Linked DNA regions of Homo sapiens: regions 1 and 3 are each linked to region 2. The links are chromatin loops, found by intact Hi-C in ENCODE. Cell type or tissue: mammary epithelial cell. All regions are shown on one strand.

What was found. Peaks named below come from ENCODE experiments on the same cell type or tissue, not always from the same donor. Only the 100,000 strongest peaks of a DNase experiment are listed, where the experiment ranks them.
Region 1: it touches region 2 in a loop (2.7-fold over the local background); 2 of 110 quality-filtered maps call a loop at or near these places.
Region 3: it touches region 2 in a loop (14-fold over the local background); 2 of 110 quality-filtered maps call a loop at or near these places.

Annotation. Positions count from the first base shown.
Region 1 is chr18:28,992,139-29,000,138 of GRCh38, reverse strand. No RefSeq gene overlaps it. Among named protein-coding and RNA genes, the nearest start is that of LINC02879, 160 kb to the left of the region's middle. In mammary epithelial cell, a CTCF peak has its summit at 4,649 (motif pointing left); no DNase peak of the experiment used is centred here.
Region 2 is chr18:29,150,441-29,158,440 of GRCh38, reverse strand. LINC02879 (long intergenic non-protein coding RNA 2879) reads right to left here and starts at 1,584. Exons shown (of 3, transcript NR_186853.1): 1 at 1,467-1,584. RefSeq lists an enhancer at 2,960-4,159. In mammary epithelial cell, no CTCF peak of the experiment used is centred here; DNase peaks (open chromatin) are centred at 1,200, 1,740, 3,440 and 4,020; H3K4me3 peaks cover 665 bases; H3K27ac peaks cover 4,480 bases.
Region 3 is chr18:29,498,647-29,506,646 of GRCh38, reverse strand. No RefSeq gene overlaps it. Among named protein-coding and RNA genes, the nearest start is that of LINC02879, 350 kb to the right of the region's middle. RefSeq lists an enhancer at 3,539-4,738. In mammary epithelial cell, no CTCF peak of the experiment used is centred here; a DNase peak (open chromatin) is centred at 4,486; H3K27ac peaks cover 1,243 bases.

The DNA of each region.
Region 1 (8,000 bases), 160 kb after region 2:
TCGTGCCTCAGGGGTAACTCCTCAATTACCCCCTGTGAGGTCTTCTTGGGCAGATGCTCACAATTGTGTGGCATTACCTCCACAGTGTTGAAGCTACAGATTCCCAGAAACAACCTCAAGAGATTCTGAATCATCATATGTGTATGGGGTGGGAGTAATGAAGATGAAGTATGTGAATTTCTAGCATGCATCCCAGATGACTCTGTTGCCTATGAACTCTCAATCACATTTTGAGAAACACTATTTTAGGGAAAGTAATAAATGACGATAGTTTGCCTGCCTTAGTTTGTGGCTTATGCAAGAAGACAGATCACACATATTCTTGAGGTTAACATATGGACCAATTCAGTTCACCAGTGTGAGGCCCCACCACATCTAATATGCAAGCCAAATCCTTAGTTAAAATCTGTACTTGTCTTGAAGGTCATCCTTGGTCAGCTCTGGGGTGGACAGCTCACAGGAGCCACCTTTTCCACTTACTCATTGTAAAGTATTAAGAACTAGAAGGTCAATATCAGGGTGCAGTATTTGGAAAGGAACAATGAGGCACACTTTGGGTGTAAAGAAGATGATAAACTCTTAGCAATAATTGAGTAGTTAACATTTTTTCTGGATTGTCCCCTGGGTCTTTAGTTTCTTTTAGTCTTTAGTTATAATAACAATAATGAACAACTATGTACAAAACTATGGGATCTGTATGCTCTTAAAGTTTTATTCTTCTTCTCTACATTTCTTAAGCTCATTTCGATCATAGCATCAAAGTTTGAAAATCAGGGTAAAATAGCCTGGAAAATTATTCAACATCTTAGTCAGTGAGGAAAAATTATACAAGAAAGACTCCATCCTGAAACCTTATCCTTTCTTGTTTTGCTTACATTGATTTCTCCAATTTCATGCTAACATGTAACTTTTTACAAAAGAAGACTATTTGAAAGTATGAGCAAATTGATCAACTTGTACTTGGCACACCTCCTTGTCATGCTTTTGAACATGAGTTTTATTAGTCAAGAGTTGTATTAGTCAAGCGTTTAATAAAGTTTATTTAAAGTTTCTGAAACTTTTTGAATTTTATATATCTTCCTTCAGAAGCCTTGAAGAATATGGAAGCATGAGAATATTAGACACATGATTCTCTACTCTCTAGAATCACTTTTTCTCCTCCTATTTCCTGGTCAAGTCTTAGTCATATTTGACCCTCAATTTAGATGCTAAACTAAACTTTTCTGCGGTCCTGTTCCCACTATTAATAAAGAAGCCTTAAAGAATGTCTTTGCTTAAGTGAACTTGAAATTTTCTCCCCATAAAAAATAATATCACCTGACACAGTGTTGGGTACTTAGACATTCAAATATTGAATAGATTTGTATTGAATTCGAATAATATGATTGAGTCTAGGATCACATCACTGCACTCCAGCCTGAGTGACAGAGCAAGAACCTATCTCTAGAAACCAAAAATACCAACAAAAAACAAAAACCAAAAAGAATCTCAATAATTGATATGCAAATTTTATATTAATGTGCTTTCCAATCACATAAATGTCATGGATTCTAATTAACTTAAGAAAATTGGGCATCTTAAAAAAATTGAAAATTTGGCCGGGCATGGTGGCTCATGCCTGTAGTCCCAGCACTTTGGGAGGCCGAGGCGGGCGGATCACGATGTCAGGAGTTGGAGACCATTCTGGCTAACACGGTGAAACCCTGTCTCTAATAAAAATACAAAAAAATTAGCCGGGCGTGGTGGCAGGCGCCTGTAGTCCCAGCTACTCGGGAGGCTGAGGCAGGAGAATGGCGTGAACCCAGGAGGCAGAGCTTGCAGTGAGCCAAGATCGTGCCACTGCACTCCAGCCTGGGTGACAGAGTGAGACTCCGTCTCAAAAAAAAAAAAAGAAAAAAGAAAATTCATATCAAAAATTAGCAATCAATGAGTCAATTGTTACTGTTTTCAAGAATATTTATATGTATATAAATTATATAAATAAGCAAATGTTTTAACTGCTTATTGCTAGCATTACTCAGTTGATATTAGAATTGTCAAATAATTCCTATTGTTGGGCAGACTCATTCTTTTAATTAGCAGAGTAAAATTTTTATTGATTTTATCTCTGACTTAGAGAAGGTCTTCATTGGAAGATGCATATATTTGAGTTGAAGATGTGAACAAGAAATCTTGTTTCTTATCAAGGTCCTAAAGTTATTCATTCCAGTTATTTCAAAAGTTCATTTATATCAGGCATAATTAATATTAAACGTGGAAATGTATTTTCTGGAATCATTGGCTTATAATATTTTTAGGTAAATGAGGTTTCCTAAAACCTAGAGGAATATTTTAGATTCTCGAAATAATTTAGGTAGCACGTCTTCTCTTTAATCTATTTTTACATAGGTATAATTGAAGTAAAACCTGAAATGATGCACACATACCATCAGCAGCACACACAATCTGGAATCTTCCAAATATAGTATAGCTATTTTAATAGCACTACAATGTCTGGTTCATAGATCAAAATTCAAGGAGTCTCTTTAGATTTGTGAAGCAATGTATTGTCAGTGATATAGAGCTAGGACAAATATTCTTTCTTCAGTTCTCTGATTAAATCATCTGTTCATAATACTCTAAATAATTGACTTGCAAGGATCATATTACTATAAATTAAACATTTCCATTTATGTCCAAGGACACTATTTTACTCAGAAACATGATAGTAAGAATAGTCTCAAATTTTGACAAAGTAATTGTAGTAGGAACTTGACTTGGGTTCCTATTAAAGATTAGACTATTTTAATACTATTCTCGAAATAAAACCAAATTATGTGCTTGGATAAACAGTCAATGTTTCCAGCATTCCTGCAATATTGCCTTGTGTAATTTATTCTATTGTACACAGTACATTTTTAGGCCTGACTTTAGTAGGTGTAATATGATACAGAAACAAAAATCACTCTAATTTTTACATTAAAAACTAGTTTATTTAAAAGATGACCTGAGTTTTTTTTAAAGCTACTCTAAGCAGTTGAAGGCTATCCATACTGAAACTGTATATTAATAGGTTCCAAAGTCTCTTTTTCTACCTGGATGATCTAAGAGCTGTAATAGTCAATAAGGCAATAAAGTGGAAAAGTGCTGTAAATTATTAAAATTTTGTTTCCTACATGGTATATAAGTTAAATTAATATTTAGTTCACTGCTGTCAATTTGATAAAAAATCTTTATTCATTTTATGGGATACTGTGAATAGGTTTATTTGACTTCATCCTTCATCCCTTTGATAATCATAAAATGTCATTTTGTTACCTGTTTCCTAAGGTTAAACCTATTATGTCTGTCTAAATAAACTTGTATCAATAGCCTCTTTTATGCTCCTCTCTTTTATACAGAAATTAAGTTTTATAACTTTAAATTATAATAATATTACATATAAAAATTTAAGGCCAAAATAATGATTTTTTTAAGCATGTGTAAGTCTTCTAAGAAGTTAATTCCCTACTGCATACTGTTGGTGGTTTCTTGCAATAGTTTCATAAACATCTTTGCTTTTCAAAGCAGACACCAAATCTGAGTTATGCCTCGTTTTTTAATACAGCTCAGGGACATTGTGTCATTAGTCACTGGCAGGGATGGACGACTATTGGTGCTATAACATCACGTTGACTAAAAAGAGTCATCTACACCTTAACCTTCATTGATGGAAACTCATCAGATTTATGAAGGTATTTCATGTTATATGTTTTTAATAGAACACTTTTAGGAAATTCTGTATCTGCAGCGCTTGCTCCCTCACATCATTCAGCCGTCTGCTTAGTTGCCCACTTACCAGAGAAGCCTTTCTTAACCATCTGATCTAAAATAGCATCTTCTTAACCATCTGATCTAAAATAGCATCTATTCACTCCCATGTCCACCAGCATCCATCTTTCTACTCTGCTTTATTTTTTTCTACAACACTTATTACCATCTAAACTAGTATTTTTTATTTATTTACTTCCTCAACTAGAATAAAAGCTGCATGATAACTGTCTTCAAAATTGTCTGTTTTCTGCACTTTTGTACCCCAAATTATAGAGCATTGTCAATTACATACAGAGCATTCAAATAAACACTTATTGAACAAATGAATGCATAAACTCTATGAAATATTTCATAATTTTTGGATTTTTGTTTCTCAATTTAAAAAGTTTGGGAAGGGAGTTGAGCACATAGAAGTTTTTATTTTCTTTTCTGTTTTTATTTTTGTTTTTGAGACAGGGTCCCATTCTCTCGCCCAGGTTAGGGTATAGTGGAGTGATCACACCTCACTGCATCCTCTACCTCCTGGGCTCAAGGCATCCTCTTGCCTCAGCCTCCAAAGTGCTGAGATTACAGGTGTGAGCCACCATGCCTGACCTAAAAGCTAATGTTTCATTCTGCAAGTAGGTGCCCTTATCTGATCCTAGTGAACACTATACCATCAGTATTGATTGGTTATGTCTAAATTGTCTCCTTGAAAGTGACAGGGAAGCTTTGATTACAGATGGCTAAGGTGTAGAAAAATGCAGACATCCTAATGTTATATGGCTAGTTCACATTCCCTAATTTACTGATGATTAAAATAGGATACTGCATGTGAAAATATGAAATGAAGTGATTGTGTTATACCCTCTAGTGGATGCTATTGGTGATGGGCCCAGCTCCTCCTTACCAACAGGTGCAGTGTTCCCATAGCTGCTGTACATGTTGGCTAACAAATCAGATAACTTCTATCCAGAGAATTTCACTCAGCCAAATATAATTTCAGGAGGCTTTTCCCTCCTCCACAAATTAACTAAGGACTGACTGTCAGGGAGTCTGAAAGTAGTTTTATTTGCCTCAAGTGGGGCTAACTCTGCCCTATAATTTGAGCTCTAAAGTGTTCCTTATAAGAGAAGACTAAAGCTAGTCTCCAGCTGAGACCACAATTTTATTTCTTTCCTCCTGTCCTGTTCTGCTTTCTTACTCCCAGGCTCTTGTGAATAGCCCCCACTACATAAATCACCAGAACAAGAATTAGGTAGAAAATTCTGACTCAGTACAGCCACAATCTCGACACTTTTTACTGATTTTCAGTGCTTTGTGTATTGGTCTGAAGTTTATATATTTGATTGATTATTTTAAGTCCACCTATAATCAAAATTGATTCAAAGCATATGGTGAAGATAGACCTACAGGCCAGAAGCAGATGGACAATAAATCAGATCTCCTGTTAAATCCGGGACTATGTGTGTAGCTCTGTAGACCAGCAATTAGCTGAAATTCACCCAAGGAATTCTGATATAATGTCACTATATATTATCTAGCTTTCTAATAAACTGTTGCAACGTCTGGATCCGTATATAGGTATATCCAATATTAATATAGAGAATGTTGTCAATATTTTAATTACTAGTTCATCAGAGAATACCTTAATCTGTAAATTTCCTTTATTCAGTTTGTTTTAATGATCAACCAATTGGGATACAGATTTCTGGTGCTGTAAACCCCTGGAGCAGAGCCCTGAGGCACTTTGTCCCCGGAAGCTTCTGAATAGGATACAATTCTAGTGGCCACGTGAATACTCAAGCAGGAATCCATCCATGTGTGGTATACTCTTGCAAAAATTTCTGAGCTTGTTTCTGGTGGATTTTCAAGGATAATTACTTTAGATTATTCTAATATGGTACATATTAAATTGCTCTATATTAAAATTATTTAGGGGAACTTTTCAATAATAAAAATGTCTAAGTCCACCACCAAAATGCCTGATATAATTTATCTAGATTGTGGCCTAGCACAATATTGTTTTAAAAGTCCCACAGATTATTCAAATTGTTCATCCACAGTTGAGAATCACTTCCTAGGATGGTTTTCTAATCAGAGTATGCATGCTAAATTCCCCCATAACAGGAGGGTAGCCCCTCTTACCAATGTAAGAGTAGTACTTTGTTTTTTCAACTTTATCACACACCAATATTTTGCAGTGCGCACTTTAAATGTTCTACTAATTTCATTGTCAAGAATCCCCTCCTATTTACAGTAGTCATTCCCAACTGAGATTTTTTTTGCTTTTTAGGAGATATTTGACAATGTCTTAAGACATTTTTGATTGTCGCAACTCTAATCGTGCTACTGGCATCTAGTAAGTAAAGGCCAGAGATTCTAGTAAACATCTCACAGGGCACAGCTCTGTCCCCATACACCAAGCAAAGAATCACCCATCCCAAAATTTCAATAATGCCAAGGTTGGGAAATTCTGATTTATGTAAAATGATTATTTCAGAGCTTTATCTTGGAATTTCAATAACATATGTGACAATATCACTAGTCACAATATTTCTTAAGGCGCTGTGAATGTCAAAATGATTCAAATAAAAGGGATCCCATCACTAATAAAACAGATGAAACTAAACCAACAAGTATTTAATCAGGCATTCAATTATCTTCATAAAATGAAGACTTCCGTGCAATGACTGATGGTACTGTCAGAGATATACTTTCAAAAGTCACTAGTTGGACTGAACGAAAAAAATATTTGGATCTCTCAAATTCTCTGGAGTGTACTTCTACTTAGGGTCATCTCTTTGATTTGATTCAAGATAGAAAGAGTAGAAGCCACTTAGAATGAATCCTAGATAGAAAGTTACCAACATAAGACTCTTCATGTGCCTTCAAGTAATCTTTAAAGCAGATATGTTCAGGTTCCAGCAGGAAATCAATTCATTCATTATTGTGGTAGTGGATTTACGCTGCCTGCTATTTCCTAATCCTTCTCTCTTACTCCTGTAAAGAGTACAGGTCTCAGATGCATACATAATTTATGTCTCCTTGCACTATTTTCCTTGTAGAATGCCACTAACCACCCACCCCAACACCCATGTATTTGTAGTGAGGCTTTTAATTAACTGACTTCCATTCCACTTGCCCCTCCCAGCCACCAGCAAAGGAGTAGGTGCTCGGCACAAGCTGGACCAATCTATTCTACCTTGCAGACTTTGTGAATAAAAACTCATGAGGCAAAAGCCTGAGGCATCAGAAAACTTTCTCTAGGTAGCAAGGTCCTACATCTCCTGCCTAACCCTAGTTCCTGACCCTCTTCTTGATCCTCAAGACCTGTGATTAATACAATTTTTTCCAATAAAAACCATTTGTATATATATGAATCAGCCAGAGCTTCTATAGACCTTTGCACTAGTCATAACCACCGGTTTTATTCTTAGTGGCCCCAAGCATCTGTAGTGTGCTGCAAGATAGGTAAGACAGAAGCCATTTGCCTCAGGCATCATCTAGAAAAGTTGGAGTGTTCAATTCTACACCAAATTCTTTTTCTCCCCATGGAGAAATTAGAAACTGATTATTATTACTATTATTTCTCTCTCTTTCTTGCTCTACACTGAGCCAGCGAGCAGGAGGCTTAGTGGATGGCCCACTGTAGTTCAAACTGCTGTTTTTGTTCTCTGTAGGCCCCAAGGATCGAACATGAGCTTGATCTCATCAGAGGCCCAAGGAGGGTGACATAGGAACTAGTCTCTCAGGAAGCACCAGGGAAAGCTAGGATAGTGGGTATATGGTTCAACTCTTTCCCTTGTCAGATGGAGGCCCAGAGGTGGAGGCTTCCTCCTGATTATATAGTACTATGCCAGGGGTAAGGATTGTGATGAGAGAGTATTTCTAATTTTTTAATTGAATTTGATGTGGCTGGTTGTGTGCTAAATGATGCAAGAGGCTTAACTGGTTTCTAGATGTATTCACAAAGGGAATTGATCTGTGTATTGTTATTGAATCAATGTGTCCATGTAGGAATGAACCAGAGTCCTACCATCTTGCTTTAAGGTAATCTGTCAGTTTTTAAGTTATTTAATTTTTATCCTTTTCGTCTTCATTCTAAATTTTCTTAAGTTTGTCTTACAATTCAATAATTTTTGTGGGGTGCGTATTTGAATCCTCCATTAAGATTTTATTTAGAAAATTGTGTTTTCATCTTAATGTATTCTATATGATAAATCATT
Region 2 (8,000 bases):
AACTTATCTTTATTAACTCCCTGTATTTTTGCTTTTATATCCTTATCTTAAAGCAAAGTTAATTATCTCATAATCTGTCTACAGGTTTATCATAAAAGTATAGTGCAAATGTAAATTAGAGTTTAGAATAGGGCCAGGTAGTGTGTTGATTACATCTTCTCCTTTGTGATATGCTGATATATTTATATTCTGTTATGGTCCTTCTGATCTAAACTAGACAATAGGTCAATTACAAAGTGACATGTCAGAGCTTATCTTGTTCTCTTGTATTTATTTCCCGATTTTCACATTTTCCTTTCTTACTCATTTAATTTGCTGGAATATGACCACAATTAATTTCCTAAGGAAATTTTTTTCAAACATACTTCCTGAGTTCTTTCAGATTTCAAAGCATTTTATTCATTCCTAACATTTTAGTGAAAGTATTCATGAGTATGTAAGTCTACATCGAAAATCATTTCTGCTGAGAATTTTGAAAGCACGTTTCCGTTTTTATCTATAATGCTAAATGAATGATAGTCTGATTATATGTCATTTACAGGTGATTTTAGGATTTTTTTCTTATGTTTCACAATGATGTGACTAAATATTTTAAGGTATAGTACATGGAAAGCCTTTTAAGTTAGGTTGGTTTCTCTTTTTAGCTTTTAAAGAATTTTTGGTACTATGTCTTTGATCATTTCATCTTTGTTCTCTTCATGCTTTTTACCAATAACTTCTTTTAGCCAAGTGTTAGCCATCCTGAACTATATTTTTTTCTCTTCCATATTCCTTTATTTTTATTGTAGTTATATTAAATGAGCAATTAACTTCATATTTATTTTCCAACTTTCCTATTTAATATGTTGTTTCAATAATGACTTTAACTTCCAAGATTTTTTCTCCTCATTAACCTCCCTCCTTCCCTCTCTCCCTTCCTCCCTCCTTCCCTCCCTCCCTCCCTCCCTCCCTTCCTTCCTTCCTTCCTTCCCTTTCTCTTTATTTTTTTCTTACTTTCTTTCTTTCTTTTTCTAATTCTCATGGCCAAAACCTCAAATCCGCCTGAGGAGACTTTTAAACATTATTTTGGTTTCCTATATTACCCTTTATTTACTCAGGATTAGTTTTTACTTAATATATCTTCATCATTCTATTTCATGTTGCAGTACCTTTATGAACTTACGGTGAGTCATGGTAGTCAAACCATACTTAACGATAAGGATCTAAGAAGATTGACAGAGAGACTGTGTCCAGCACAAAATGCTTTAGAGAAAGAAATCATGGGGGTGAATCTTATGCTGCAGGACTCATATATAACAGGACAAGAAAGTACAAAGAAGACTTCACTCTAGGTCTCTGTTACTTAAATTAACCAACCTTATTTTCCTCAGATGGCTTTGTCAAACTTGTATTTGTCCCTGGGGTAAAGGGCTTCAATGCTGAGCATCGAGCATAAGGAGTTGGAGAAAGAGATGTGGGTGATTTACCTCTGCCATGTAAGTCCTCCATTATTTGTCTTGTCTTAGTCCTATTTCTTCCTTGTACCCATCAAAGCATTGGCATTTCTTAGTCTGCATCTTCTTGGGGGTTCTGCTGAATAAGTCCGCTTTTCATTAGCTGCAACTTTCTTTTCAAGTGTTCTAGGTTTTGTCTTTCTGTTCTTGGATTAATGACTCACGCATTCATCTCTTTTTGTCTGTCAGAAATGTGTTTAAACCTGTCTTTAATTGATGCCCCCACCCTGCTCTCAGCTGTCAACTTATTTATTTACCTTTTTTACCTTTATTTTACTTGCATGTTGGGACCTGAAAAAAGTGGAGGTGGGTACGTACCAATGCTTTATCTACTATCTTGCCCTGACGAATCCACCTCTCACATGAAACAGTGAGTTACTGAAAGGCAGCAATTGTACCTTTTTGTCTTTGTATTTCTAGTGCTTATCTTGGGGCCTGGAATATATTACATGTTCAAAAAAGTGTGGGATAAAAGAAAACAAAGATACTTCTATCCTAGGCAGATGTGTGGTATCTAAAGGTCATGGCATTGTCACTGCACAATTCTTGCAGAAAGCAAGGCTGTGCTGTGTGAAGCAAAATGTCGCAACAAAGTCTGCCATCATTCCAAATCCTTCATGTGATAATTTCTGAATTAAAGTGTTATTATAATGAGGAAAAATGAGGAAATGGCAAATTTTCTTAATAAGGAAAATAGTAAAACCATGAGCCTGTGAAATTAATAAGACTTTATAAATGCAATATATTTACAATGAAAATCTCATGCAAGGGAAATATTTAAATTACATGAAATCCTTGCACAGAACAGCAATGATAAATATATTTGGATTTAATGGCATGTACTCATCAAATACTCATATCTGTGCATCATATAAAACATTTATATACAATTACATTTGTCACCAATGCAGGCGGTTGATAGCTCAGTAACTCATTCTATGTCATTGATTCAGAACAATGATCTTTAAATATTACCTACATGGTAGCTCTGCAGGGGTTTTAAATGAGTAACGTTATTATAACTTCTAAGTGTTTATGGGGAACATGCAATGTAATTCAACATCATAGTGAAATGTTGTCTTTTTAAAAAGACAAAGTAAACCAAAGCAGTGTGTTTTCTTTTTCAAAACTCAGTGAACATTTTTCTAAATGCCATTTCGTATCTTACTTACATAAAAGAGAGAAAAGATAAATTCCTACTTAAAAGTCAACTGACACCCTGATGCTATACAATTACCACCCCATTACGCTAGTGTTTCAGACGAGGAAATAGAATCCTAAAGATAGTTTAATGTGCGCTCAATACTACAAAGTTATTTACAGTGTTAGAACTAGAAATAAGAACACCTGGATTCTAGCTCAATCTATTACTCTTTGTATTACGCAGTTTATGGCCCATATGTGGAAAAATCAGGGAAAACAGGAAACCATCTGAAAGATAATGGTTTGAGTAGACCTATGCTTTAAAAGACTGGTCTTCAGGTCCAAAGAAAACAAGGAACGATTCTTTACAAACTATATCCACAAAGAATTCAAGGGAACAAAGCAGCTTAAGACAACCTGGGCCTTAAAAGAGGAAACTAGGGATGTTGTTTCGTGATTTCTCATTAATAGTTTCTGAATGACTGAATATGGATTGCTGCCAGTTAGGGCTGGTGTCACCTTTCTCAATGACACATCCATGTTGTTCTCCACATAGCACTTCTATCGACCCATACTGACATGAACCACACCTTAAGAGTGTACCCTCTTTGGTAAGAAGATGAAAAACTTGGCAGCACAGATGGCACTGTCATCACATAGTCTTACTGAGAGTTAGGAGTTGAGAAAATAACCTAACATGTGAACAATGAATGTGCAGATGGTATCAATAAACAGCATCTGAATTCCTGGATAATGGAATTGCATGTCAGAATTACGAGCTCATAGCTGGGGGTGAAGTTCACCTTATGAGTAAAAGAAAAATTATTTTTACTAGAGCCTGCAGTGCCTGCTCAGAGGGCTTTGTTCTAAATATAGATCAATGGAGGAGAAAAAGGTAGTAAATGTCAGACAATGACTAGCGAATGAGCAAAGCACAAACAAAAGGGGGATAAATGGTTTAGATGATGTCACATATCATCACAAAATGTCTGGCTGGGGTTACCTGGTTGCCCCTCTGGCCACTTGCCCAGGAATGTACCTTGGCAACTATGTGCTCATTTTTGTTCTGAGGCTTTTGTGGCCTTGTAAAAATATTTGAAACAGTAGTCTGAAAAATGTAACATGATTAATAAAAGATCAACTGTTATTGGTTTCCGTATGGGATATGTCTAGGCAGAAGACTGTTATTTTCTATAACAAGAGGATTCTACTCAGACACTATAAAACATTTTCTGAGGCTCAGTCTCAGTAAGCTGTAAGTAGAATGTGCTGTCCTAAAACATAAAAGTAAATCTTTTCCTAAATATTTGCTTCAAGGAGCATATTTCAGTAGATGCAGCATAGTATGAAGACACAAGAATTTGCTAGACAACCTCTGCCTAGGCTTTCCAGCACAGGGTGTCCTTTCAGACAGTGATGCACATCAGTGAAACAAAGGGCAGGAACAGGGATGTCTGTCTGATCTTACAGAGGAGCTGCCCTTTGGATGACTATAATGTCTAACTATTTTAAGCCCTATATCTGGGTTTCCTGAGTTTTTACCTCTGCCTCCAATTGTCTATGCTTGGAAGAGTAATAATTAGTTCTGTAATTCTTTAATATTCACATATGTAATTATTACTTTGCATTCATTGAGCTGTGAAAATTTCTGTCTTCTGCTTTAGAGATATCGGATTGGCAAAAATAAATGAATTTCATCTGAAGAGAATTAACACAAGCATACACATATACACAGGAGTGCACATAAAAATTAATCTTCAAGAGGATAGAAACAGGGGATGGTGTAGTTCCTGCCATGAAGTACAGATCAACTGGTACCAGAGATTCAAAATTGTGGAATGGATCATGGGGATTTCTCTCTTCCCTGTCATAAAGAGTAATTCAATCAGGAAAACTGACATGCATTGTTGTATTGTGGGTGCAACAGCTGAGAAGATGAAAAAGACATAGAGAAAGGGGATATTGGAAATAAAAGGATGTTAAAATGATATAATTTTTAAGAAGGTTGAGAAGGAATATGGGATATTTATATTCCTCTAAATTTGATAGATAATGATGTCCACAAAGAAGAGTTTGCTGAAATAATTTTAAATTTTGGTGAGCACAGACTATCAATGCCAAACGCAATGGGTAATTTTCTGTGTCAGCTTGGCTAGGCTGTGATCTCCAAGTGTTTGTTCAAACAGCAATCGTAGATGTCCTTGTGAAGGTATTTTTAGGTAAGATTAACATTTAAATCAGTAGTCTTTGAGTAAAGCAGATGACCTGCAATAATGTGAGTGGGTCTCAAATTTGTTTTAAGTTGAAGGCCTTAAGAGAGAAAGATTAAGGTCATCCATGAAAGAGGGAATTCTGCTACCAGATTGCATTTGGACTCAAGCTGCAATATCAGCTCTTCCCTGGGTCTCCAACCTGACAGCCTGTCCTATAGATAAGAGCTTGCCAGTCCCCACAATCACATGACACATGAGCCAGTCCTTTTTTTTTTAGCCAATTCTTTAAAATTCTTCTCCTCTCTCTCTCTCTCTCTCCCCCGCCTCTCCCTCTCTCTCTCCCTTCTTTCTCTGTGTATACACATGCACGCGTGCACGCGCGCACACACACACACACACACACACACTCATCCTATTAGTTCCGTTTCTCTGGAGAACCCAGACTAATGTACTTCCTCAGTAATTGTTTTAGCATTCTGGATTCTGTTACTTTACTATCAGCCTTAAAATTGCAAAAAGAAGAAGGAAAGTTTTATCAACCATTTCAGACACTAAGTTTTCAGCCTTTTGGGATCAAGGAAAATACAATCCATATGTTTTGGACTCACTTGCTATTATCCAGAACATTATATCGGAGATGGTTTAAAATTTCTGGCTGGTTCAATATACGCAAATCAATAAATGTAATCCAGCATATAAACAGAACCAAAGACAAAAACCACATGATTATCTCAATAGATGCAGAAAAAGCCTTTGACAAAATTCAACAACACTTCATGCTAAAAACTCTCAATAAATTAGGTATTGATGGGACATATTTCAAAATAATAAGAGCTATCTATGACAAACCCACAGCCAATATCATACTGAATGGGCAAAAACTGGAAGCATTCCCTTTGAAAACTGGCACAAGACAGGGATGCCCTCTCTCACCACTCCTATTCAACATAGTGTTGGAAGTTCTGGCCAGGGCAATTAAGCAGGAGAAGTAAATAAAGGGTATTCAATTAGGAAAAGAGGAAGTCAAATTGTCCCTGTTTGCAGACGACATGATTGTATATCTAGAAAACCCCATTGTCTCAGCCCAAAATCTCCTTAAGCTGATAAGCAACTTCAGCAAAGTCTCAGGATACAAAATCAATGTAAAAAAATCACAGGCATTCTTATACACCAATAACAGACAAACAGAGAGCCAAATCATGAGTGTACTCCCATTCACAATTGCTTCAAAGAGAATAAAATACCTAGGAATCCAACTTACAAGGGATGTGAAGGACCTCTTCAAGGAGAACTACAAACCACTGCTCAAGGAAATAAAAGAGGATACAAACAAATGGAAGAACATTCCATGCTCATGCGTAGGAAGAATCAATATCATGAAAATGGCCATACTGCTCAAGGTAATTTACAGATTCAATGCCATCCCCATAAAGCTACCAATGACTTTCTTCACAGAATTGGAAAAAACTACTTTAAAGTTCATATGGAACCAAAAAAGAGCCCGCATTGCCAAGGCAATCCTAAGCCAAAAGAACAAAGCTGGAGGCATCACACTACCTGACTTCAAACTATACTACAAGGCTACAGTAACCAAAACAGCATGGTACTGGCACCAAAACAGAGATATAGATCAATGGAACACAACAGAGCCCTCAGAAATAATGCCGCATATCTACAACTATCTGACCTTTGACAAACCTGAGAAAAACAAGCAATGGGGAAAGGATTCCCTATTTAATAAATGGTGCTGGGAAAACTGGCTAGCCATATGTAGAAAGCTGAAACTGGATCCCTTCCTTACACCTTATACAAAAATCAATTCAAGATGGATTAAAGACTTAATCGTTAGACCTAAAACCATAAAAACCCTAGAAGAAAACCTAGGCATTACCATTCAGGACATAGGCATGGGCAAGGACTTCATGTCCAAAACACCAAAAGCAATGGCAACAAAAGACAAAATTGACAAATGGGATCTAATTAAACTAAAGAGCTTCTGCACAGCAAAAGAAACTACCATCAGAGTGAACAGGCAACCTACAACATGGGAGAAAATTTTTGCAACCTACTCATCTGACAAAGGGCTAATATCCAGAATCTACAATGAACTCAAACAAATTTACAAGAAAAAAACAAACAACCCCATCAAAAAGTGGGCGAAGGACATGAACAGACACTTCTCAAAAGAAGACATTTATGCAGCCAACAGACACATGAAAAAATGCTCATCATCACTGACCATCAGAGAAATGCAAATCAAAACCACAATGAGATACCATCTCACACCAGTTAGAATGGCAATCATTAAAAAGTCAGGAAACAACAGGTGCTGGAGAGGATGTGGAGAAATAGGAACACTTTTACACTGTTGGTGGGACTGTAAACTAGTTCAACCATTGTGGAAGTCAGTGTGGCGATTCCTCAGGGATCTAGAACTAGAAATACCATTTGACCCAGCCATCCCATTACTGGTTATATACCCAAAGGACTATAAATCATGCTGCTATAAAGACACATGCACACGTATGTTTATTGCGGCAGTATTCACAATAGCAAAGACTTGGAACCAACCCAAATGTCCAACAATGATAGACTGGATTAAGAAAATGTGGCACATATACACCATGGAATACTATGCAGCCATAAAAATGATGAGTTCATGTCCTTTATAGGGACATGGATGAAATTGGAAATCATCATTCTCAGTAAACTATCGCAAGAACAAAAAATCAAACACCGCATATTCTCACTCATAGGTGGGAATTGAACAATGAGATCACATGGACACAGGAAGGGGAATATCACACTCTGGGGACTGTGGTGGGGTGGGGGAAGGGGGGGAGGGATAGCATTGGGAGATATACCTAATGCTAGATGACGAGTTAGTGGGTGCAGCGCACCAGCATGGCACATGTATACATATGTAACTAACCTGCACAATGTGCACATGTACCCTAAAACTTAAAGTATAATAAAAATAAATAAATAAATAAAATTTCTATATATGTATTTTTCTTGAAAACAAGTAAACAAAACAGTAGGTTTTCTACTATATCCAGATGCAGAGCATAAAATCTGTTTTCTAACTCAGATTTTCCAAAATTTCCTTGGATTCCAATGTTGACAAAACTCCCCCTTAATACTGAAAACA
Region 3 (8,000 bases), 350 kb before region 2:
TGAGGATTGATGGATATGTGACCCTTTAATATCTGTACTGTCTGATGTAGAAAGTTGAAAATTACAACATAAACTCTGTATCTCAAATACACTTTTCTCTAAATCTCAGATTTATAATAAATGATAGCAAAGTTCTTTCCAGTACTTGTTATATATGCCATTGCACGTACATTATTATTTAATTTTCATAAGAGCCTGGTAGTATAAGAATTATTTGTGTGTAGATGAACAAGAATTCTGAGACAAAGAGATCTTAATTATCTAACACACTCATATATATCAAAATTGGAAATTGATAGTGCTATATAAGAAGGAAACTGAATAAATAAATTACCTACTCTGTGATTGGCTGCATGGAAAACAACAGGTGCAGCACAAAGGAAAAGCTATATTGATAAGCAATATATTTAACTAGGGAATAAGGAGCACAAGGGAATTTCTATCATCAAATTATTACAACAGAATTGAGTCATAATTTGAAGTAACATCAATGAGATGATGTGTTAATCATCTACGTAGCAGTAGCCAAAAAATACAGGGAATTTGGAAAGGAAATAAAATCACAGTGAGACAATGTACAAGTAGTGGTACAAGAGCAAAGACATAAGGTTTCAGAAAATGTGTGTGTGGCCGGGTGCGGTGGCTCACACCTGTAATCCCAGCACTTTGAGATGCCAAGGCAGACGGATCATGAGGTCAGGAGATCGAGACCATCCTGGCTAACATGGTGAAACCATGTCTTTACCAAAAATACAAAAATTAGCTGGGTGTGATGGCACATGCCTGTAATCCCAGCTACTCAGGTGCTTAGGCATGAGAATAGTTTGAACCCAGGAGGCAGAGGTTGAAGTGAGATCGCGCCACTGCACACTCCAGCCTGGCAACACAGCAAGACTCCATCTCAAAAAAAAAAAAAAAAAAAAAAAAAAGAAAGAAAAGAAAAAAGAAAGAAAGAAAAGAAAATGTGCTCTTGTTATTTTTTGTCACATCACTGAAAAGTAAAGGGAAACTGTTGTTACAAAATATTGCATTTGGCACAGGTTAAAAGAAACTGTTCACTTTAAATATATAATAACAAAAATATTTTAATTAATATTATTTTGCCTTATTTTCTCTTATTTAGTTACTTCTCTCATTTAGATATTTGGCCACCTTAGCCCTCTATAACTATTAGCTTTAATTTAATCATTCAAAACTCTTGGCCTTTTTTCATATCTTGGGCTTCCCTTTCTTGCATATGCCTTTTATATGCATGATTGCATTTTTTAAGCCTTCAGAATGTTTAAAGTTTTTTTGAGGAATAACTGACATACAATGAATTGTACATATTTGATGTCTATATTAGATGAATTTGGGCATATGCAAACACTCATGATGCCATCACCACCATGAAGGTAACAGACACAACAACACCTCCTAAACTTTCCTTGTATCCCTTTGATTTTGTTTGTGATAAGAATGCCTACCATGATATCTATTCTCTTAACAAATTTTGAAAAGCACTATACCATATTGTTAACCAGTCACTATGTTATAGATGAGGTCTCTAGGACTTATTTATTTAGCAAAATTAAAACTATAAAGTTTCACTGGACAACATTTGGTTGAAGCCACTGAGTAACAGCTCCACATTTCTCCCACCTCCTGCAACGTCCCTGACAACCCCTGCTGTATTTTCTGCTTCTATAACTTTGACTATTTTAGATACTGCATATAAGTGGGATCATATGGTATTTGTTCTGTGACTGACTTATTTCACTTAACAAAATGTCTGCAAGTTTCATCCATGTTGACACAAATGGTAGGATTTTCTTCCTGTTTAAGGCTGAGTGATATTCCACTGTCTGTATAGAACATGTTTTCTTTGTGCATTTATGGGTCTATGGACACATAAGCTTTTTCCGTATCTTAGCTATTGTGAATAATATTTGCCATGAATATGAGAGTGGAAATATCGCTTCAAGACATCAATTCAAGACTGATATCAATTCTTTTGAATGTATAGCCATAAAAATGATAAATAGACAAGATGGTGGTTCTAATTTTCATTTTCTGAGGAACCCCATACTGTTTTCCTAAGCTGCTGCACTGTTTATATTTTCAATAGTGTACAAAAATTCTAATTTCCCCCACATCTTTGTCAATATATTTTGTGCTTTTTTGTTTATCAGCCATACTAAGAGTTGGGAAGTGATAATCTCATTGTACTTTTGATTTGCATTTCCTTGACAATGATACTGAGCATCCTTTAACATACCTGTTTGCCATTTCTATGTGTTCTTTTTACAGTATTTATTATTATTCTTTCTGGTACTTAAAATATTTTATTTTTTATTCCATTTTTGAGGATTTGTCAGATCCTTCTTAGTTTCCTCTTATCTTACATTTTTAAAATATTTCATTTATCAGAATACGAGTTTCTTTGCATTCACAACGTGTGTATGTGTACATATATAGCGACACATATGTATGTGTTTGTCTGTATATACAATTGCCCTTTCTCATTAAAAAATAAGTTGAGTGTCTATATATTGGCCTTACACTGGTTCATTTCTAATAATCATTGTCTCCTTTTTAAGGTTCATTTTATACACTGACCATTTAATAAGAAATAAAAAGTGGAGGTGTTTAGACATTGGACAAAAGAAGTAAGAACTTGGATTTAGATATAGTATCCTAGGATAGTTGCTCCCAGGTGACTTAGTGTTCACATTGTGCTCTCAGCCATCTGGAGTTTTTACTCCCAAGTGATCAGGAGACTTTGCATGAAGCCATGTGGACTATAAACTGTTCATGTTATGATAATATCCATATCTCTTCCCTGACCTGGATCAGTACCCACTTAATGTAACTGTCACCCTCAGGATCTCCATCTCGCCACCATACTGTTTTCCTGAGCTGCTACACCATTTTACATCCTATTTTAGATGCCAGAGATTGCTTTATCAAAAAGAGGATGATGCACCTGGGGGATCACATTCATCACCATCTTCTCTAACTCTCCACCATTTTTTATCAAACGCAGAGTTAATATGTTTCTTTCTTGTTTTATTTATTTATTTTTACTTATTTACTTAACTAACATGGTCACAAATTTGATAAAGTTTTTATTAGATATTTATATTTTCTCTTTCCTGTGGTGATCATTAGTTTTCTTGACTTTTTATTTTAATAATATATATTTATTTGTAAACTTCTGTGCACATCCATATGTCACAAACATTATACATATTTCCCAATTTATCATTTGCCTTTTAATTTTCATAGTTTTCTTTTTGCTATATTTGTATTAGAAGTTTTTGAAATCAAGTGACAAGTGCTAACATAATAGTTTTCTGTTGTCTTTATGCTTAGGAATGGACTTTTTCATGCTGAGATGGAAAAATTATTTATTATATTAACTTTCACTTCTTTAAAATTTACTTTTTTGCACATAGATTTGGCTTGGATGTTGTTTAAAACCTGTGACAAAGTGTGGTCGCCATTGTCACATTCTCCATATTTTTTCATGTGTCACTGCATTTGAGAGCAATTTTGCAAAAATTATTGCTTGAAATTTGGTTTGTTTCCAAGTATATGGTAAATAGAGTTTTCTTTTAGTATCTTACTACATTTTATTTGTAGTAAGATTACAGAGAAGATAGAATATAGAGTTTTAACTATATTTACCCAGATGTCTATAAGATTAAACATTTTAAATTACTGGTTGGACCTACATAAAATGAACTTGGAAGAAATTAATTTGGAATTAAGCTTTGAGAAGTTTTCGTCTTCAGTCTATGTTGTCAAGACAGGAAACTCTATCTACTTTATATTCAGATTGCACCCTCAGAAAAGGTGGTCTATGTGCAGAATGACTGATTAGAGAGACAGAGCATTCAGCATGCACAGCATGATTGCTTTATTTTGTTGTGATTTTCTACGACTGTGAAAGGCATGACCCCAAAACTAAGTGACTTGTTATTTTTTAAGATTCTGTGTTCCACAATATAGGCAGTTCTTTGCTAATCTTTCTCGTGTCACTTATATGGCTGCATTCTTCCACCAGGACTGAGGGATTCAGCGTGGCCTCAGGCACTTTGCTTCCAGTTGGTGTAAGATGTCAGCTGAGCACCTTGGTTCTGTTCCTGGTGGCTTCTCACCTCCAGTAAGCTAGAGTGGGCTTTCACAACATGGTGTTCTCAGAGGGTGGGAGAGGAAATTATATGGCTTCTTCAATCTTAGATTGTAGACTTTGTATATCATTTTACTCCATTCTATTTATCAAAGCAAGTTATGGGTAAAGCATAGAGTCAAGGGAGGATAATAAATAAACTTCACTTTTTGATGAGAACAATGACAAAGTCAAGATGCAAAAGGGCATGGAACTAGGGAGGCATGATTCATGGGAGGTCATTAACATAACATAAGGCAAAGCCAGACATTTTACTAACAGGCTTAGTCATCATTACATGTAATGATGACGTTCATATTATATCATATTAGTTTTCCTGGATTAAGAAATCTTCTTGCTCTGACAAAGAAGGCTGAGTTTGTGGTTTTAACTTTTGAAATACTTCAGAGATGAAATCATCTTATATTATCAACCAGAAAGTGTCTAAGGGTGATCAGTAAATCAGTCCATGTCACGCCCAAGTCAGTATTATGACAAAATTAGATTAATACTGCAACCGTGTATTCAATGATTACTTAGTGCCAGGTTCTCACTCAGGTAAGCACTTAAAATAATTATCTCTTTAAAATTCACAACATCCCTGTGAGGCCTATATTATTATCCTCCTTTGAGTCTGAAAAATATCAAACCTGGAAAACACTATACAGTCTACTTCTGATTATTCCATACTTAGTAACCAGAGGAACTATACTTTAAGCCTAGGTCTCTTTGATTGTAATGATTGTGCTCTTAAAAACTATGCTATAGTCAACAAATATTTTAAGGGTTTTATTGAAATTTCAAATTCGTACAAGGGTTTTATTTATTCATACATCTTTTTTGGAATGGTAACTTAGTCTGCATTTCACCTGAGAACAACTCATGAAAAAATTACAAAGATTTTTTATAAAAAAAATTCAGTAAACCTGACTCCATAAATTATACAATGCAGTAAAATACTACAGTCCTAAAATGGATTTAGCCCTCTTACAAAGGTAGGCAGATTGCTCAGGGGTATAAAAAGAAAGCCCACAAGTAGATTGTCCCAAATGTAAGAAATTCATATATAATTAACATTGGTTTTAGATGAGTGGAGGAAGAAAGAATTATCCTATAATGTTGAATAATTTGTCCAAGCACAATTTTAAGTGTCTTTTCAAAAAATATAAGCCATATTTTTACATGATAAGACATATCAAAATTAGGCTGGGCATGGTAGGTCGAGCCTGTAATCCCAGCAATTTAGGAGGCCAAGGTGGGAGGGTCGCTGGAGCTCAGGAGTTTGAAACCAGCCTGGGTAACATAGTGAGACCTCATCTCTATTAATTAAAAAATAAAATAATAAAAAAGAACATATCAAAATTAATTTTAAATAAATTAATATTTTAAATAAGCAGAAGTTATAGAAAAATATATTTTAGGTTTTGCTATGGGAAACATCTTTGTAAGCATAAAACCAATTGAGATTCATTCTACTTAAAATGAAAACATTATTAACTTTTGCACATACCGTTATGTTAGAAAATATGTGCCCTGGTTAGCAATCAAAGGAATACAAAAGAAAATTAGGCCCAACTTTAGGCTTGAACTTTGCAGAATTATAGAAGACATTTAAATTTCTATGACTAGCAAGAGAGGGAGAAACAGCAATATAAGAAAAAAGTTGGTGGGAAATTTAAATGATGTACTTTTCTTCACAGTAATTTGACACCGCATGCCAACATTCCCGTTTTTTTTTTTTTTTTTTTTTTTTTTTTTTTGCTTTGGGTAAAAAAGAAAGTTTTTCTAAAAAATTACGGAGATTTTCATGCCTCAAAGATAAGTTTAGATAAATAAATGATTATATTTTCAGAAAGATAACTTACTATTCATCCACTAAATATCCCACTGAAGAATATTTACAATTATAGAAAATGGTGGTCATAAATGATAAAATAAAAATTAGGTATATATCTTAGTAACACAGTTGACTCTTGAACAACACTGTTTTGAACTGTGATAGTCCACTTATACACAGACTTTTAAATATAAAAGTCACACTGGGTGTGCCTGTCTCTCCTGCTCCCCCTTCCATTTCCTCTACCTCTTTTGCCTCTTTCTCCCGGGAAACAGTAAAATCAAACCCTCCTTTTCCTCCTTCTCCTCAGCCCACTCAATGATAAGACAACAAAGATAAAAACCTTTATGAGTATCTGCTTCCACTTAATGAATAGTAAATATATATTATCTCCCTTATGGTTTTTGTAATAACATTTTCTTTTCTCTGACTTACTTTATTATAAGAATACAGTACATAATACATATAACATGCAAAATATGTATTAATCGACTGTTTATGTTATTGGTAAGGCTTTGGTCAACTGTAGTCTATTAGCAGTCAAGTTTTGGGGAAGTCAAAAATCATGTGCAGATTTTCAACTGTGAAACCCCCACATTGTTCAAGGGTCAATTGTAATTTAGTCTTTATTTTGCAAGCAAATAGATACTAATGTTAGAAGAATATACACATGTTATTGTTAATGAATCTATTTTGGTAAAAGTAATTTTTATTTTCTAGTTTTGGTTTGTTGCACTATTCTATATTTTTCAAGTACTATCATGTGTTTATGAATGGGAAATATTGAAAATATTTAACAAACAAAGTGGCACTGGGACAGACTAATAAAATAAAACACCTGAGGCCAGGAGTTTGAAACCAGCCTGGCCAACATGACGAAACCCCATCAATAGCATCACCAATCAGAGTGGGCATTGCTATAAACCAATATTATTAGTGCTATAATGTGACTACTGACTGCAAATCAGCAAGGTGTGTACATTATAATTTTCACTATCCAAAGAAAAAAGCAACTAAAGGTATAAAGTGAAACAGTGCATGGGAAGATACACATAGGATTGGGATCCATGAAGCAGCGAAAGGTGTTTAATCTGCTTAGAATAATGACAAAACACAAAATTTTGATAGCGATAAAATGGAGATAGAGATAAAAATAGAATATTAAAAAACAAAGGGTCTATTGTTAGAAATCCAATATCTAACTAAAATGAGCTTTGGGGAGAGAACGTCAGAAAATGGCGAAAATTATTATAAAATAAATGATAGGTGAAATTTTATTAGAAAGTGAAGAACAATGAGAAGATTGAACATATATCTGAAAAAAATACAAAACCAAATAAACAAAAGAAAAAACCAAGGTAGCATCAATCTTTTCATTGGCAACAAAAGATAAAGGATTCAATAAGTCAATGCCTTCATATCTGAAGGAAAACTTATTTTGAAAAAGAATTCTACACATACTTAAATTATAAGAAAATAAGAAGATTTCCATTGTACTATAATTAAGAAAGCGTGAATCTCCAGACTCTTTCTGAGAAAATTACCTGATGCTCTATTTTAATAAAGAAGTAAATGAAGGCCTGATGCAGTGGCTCATGCCTGTAATTCCAGTACTTTGGGAGACTGAGGTGGGTGGATCGCCTCAGCTCAGAAGTTCAAGCCTAGCCTGGGCAACTTAGTGAAATCCTGTCTCTACCAAACATACAAAAAAAAAATAGCCAGGCTAATTTTTTTTGGTGGTGACGGGCACCTGTAATCCCATCTAGTCAGGAGGCTGAGGCAGGAGGATTGCTTCAGCCTGGGAGGTGGAGGTTGCAGTGAGCCGAGATTGCACCCCTGCACTCCAGCCTGGGCAACAGAGTGAGACCCCACCTCAAAAAAAAAAAAAGTATATGGAAAGCAACAAACAGGAAGATGTAGGATATAAGAAGTGGTAGAAGTAAACCAGGAGGTCAATGAAAAGAAATATTAATGAGGCATCAATTGATCCCAGTGTGACCAGACAATCAG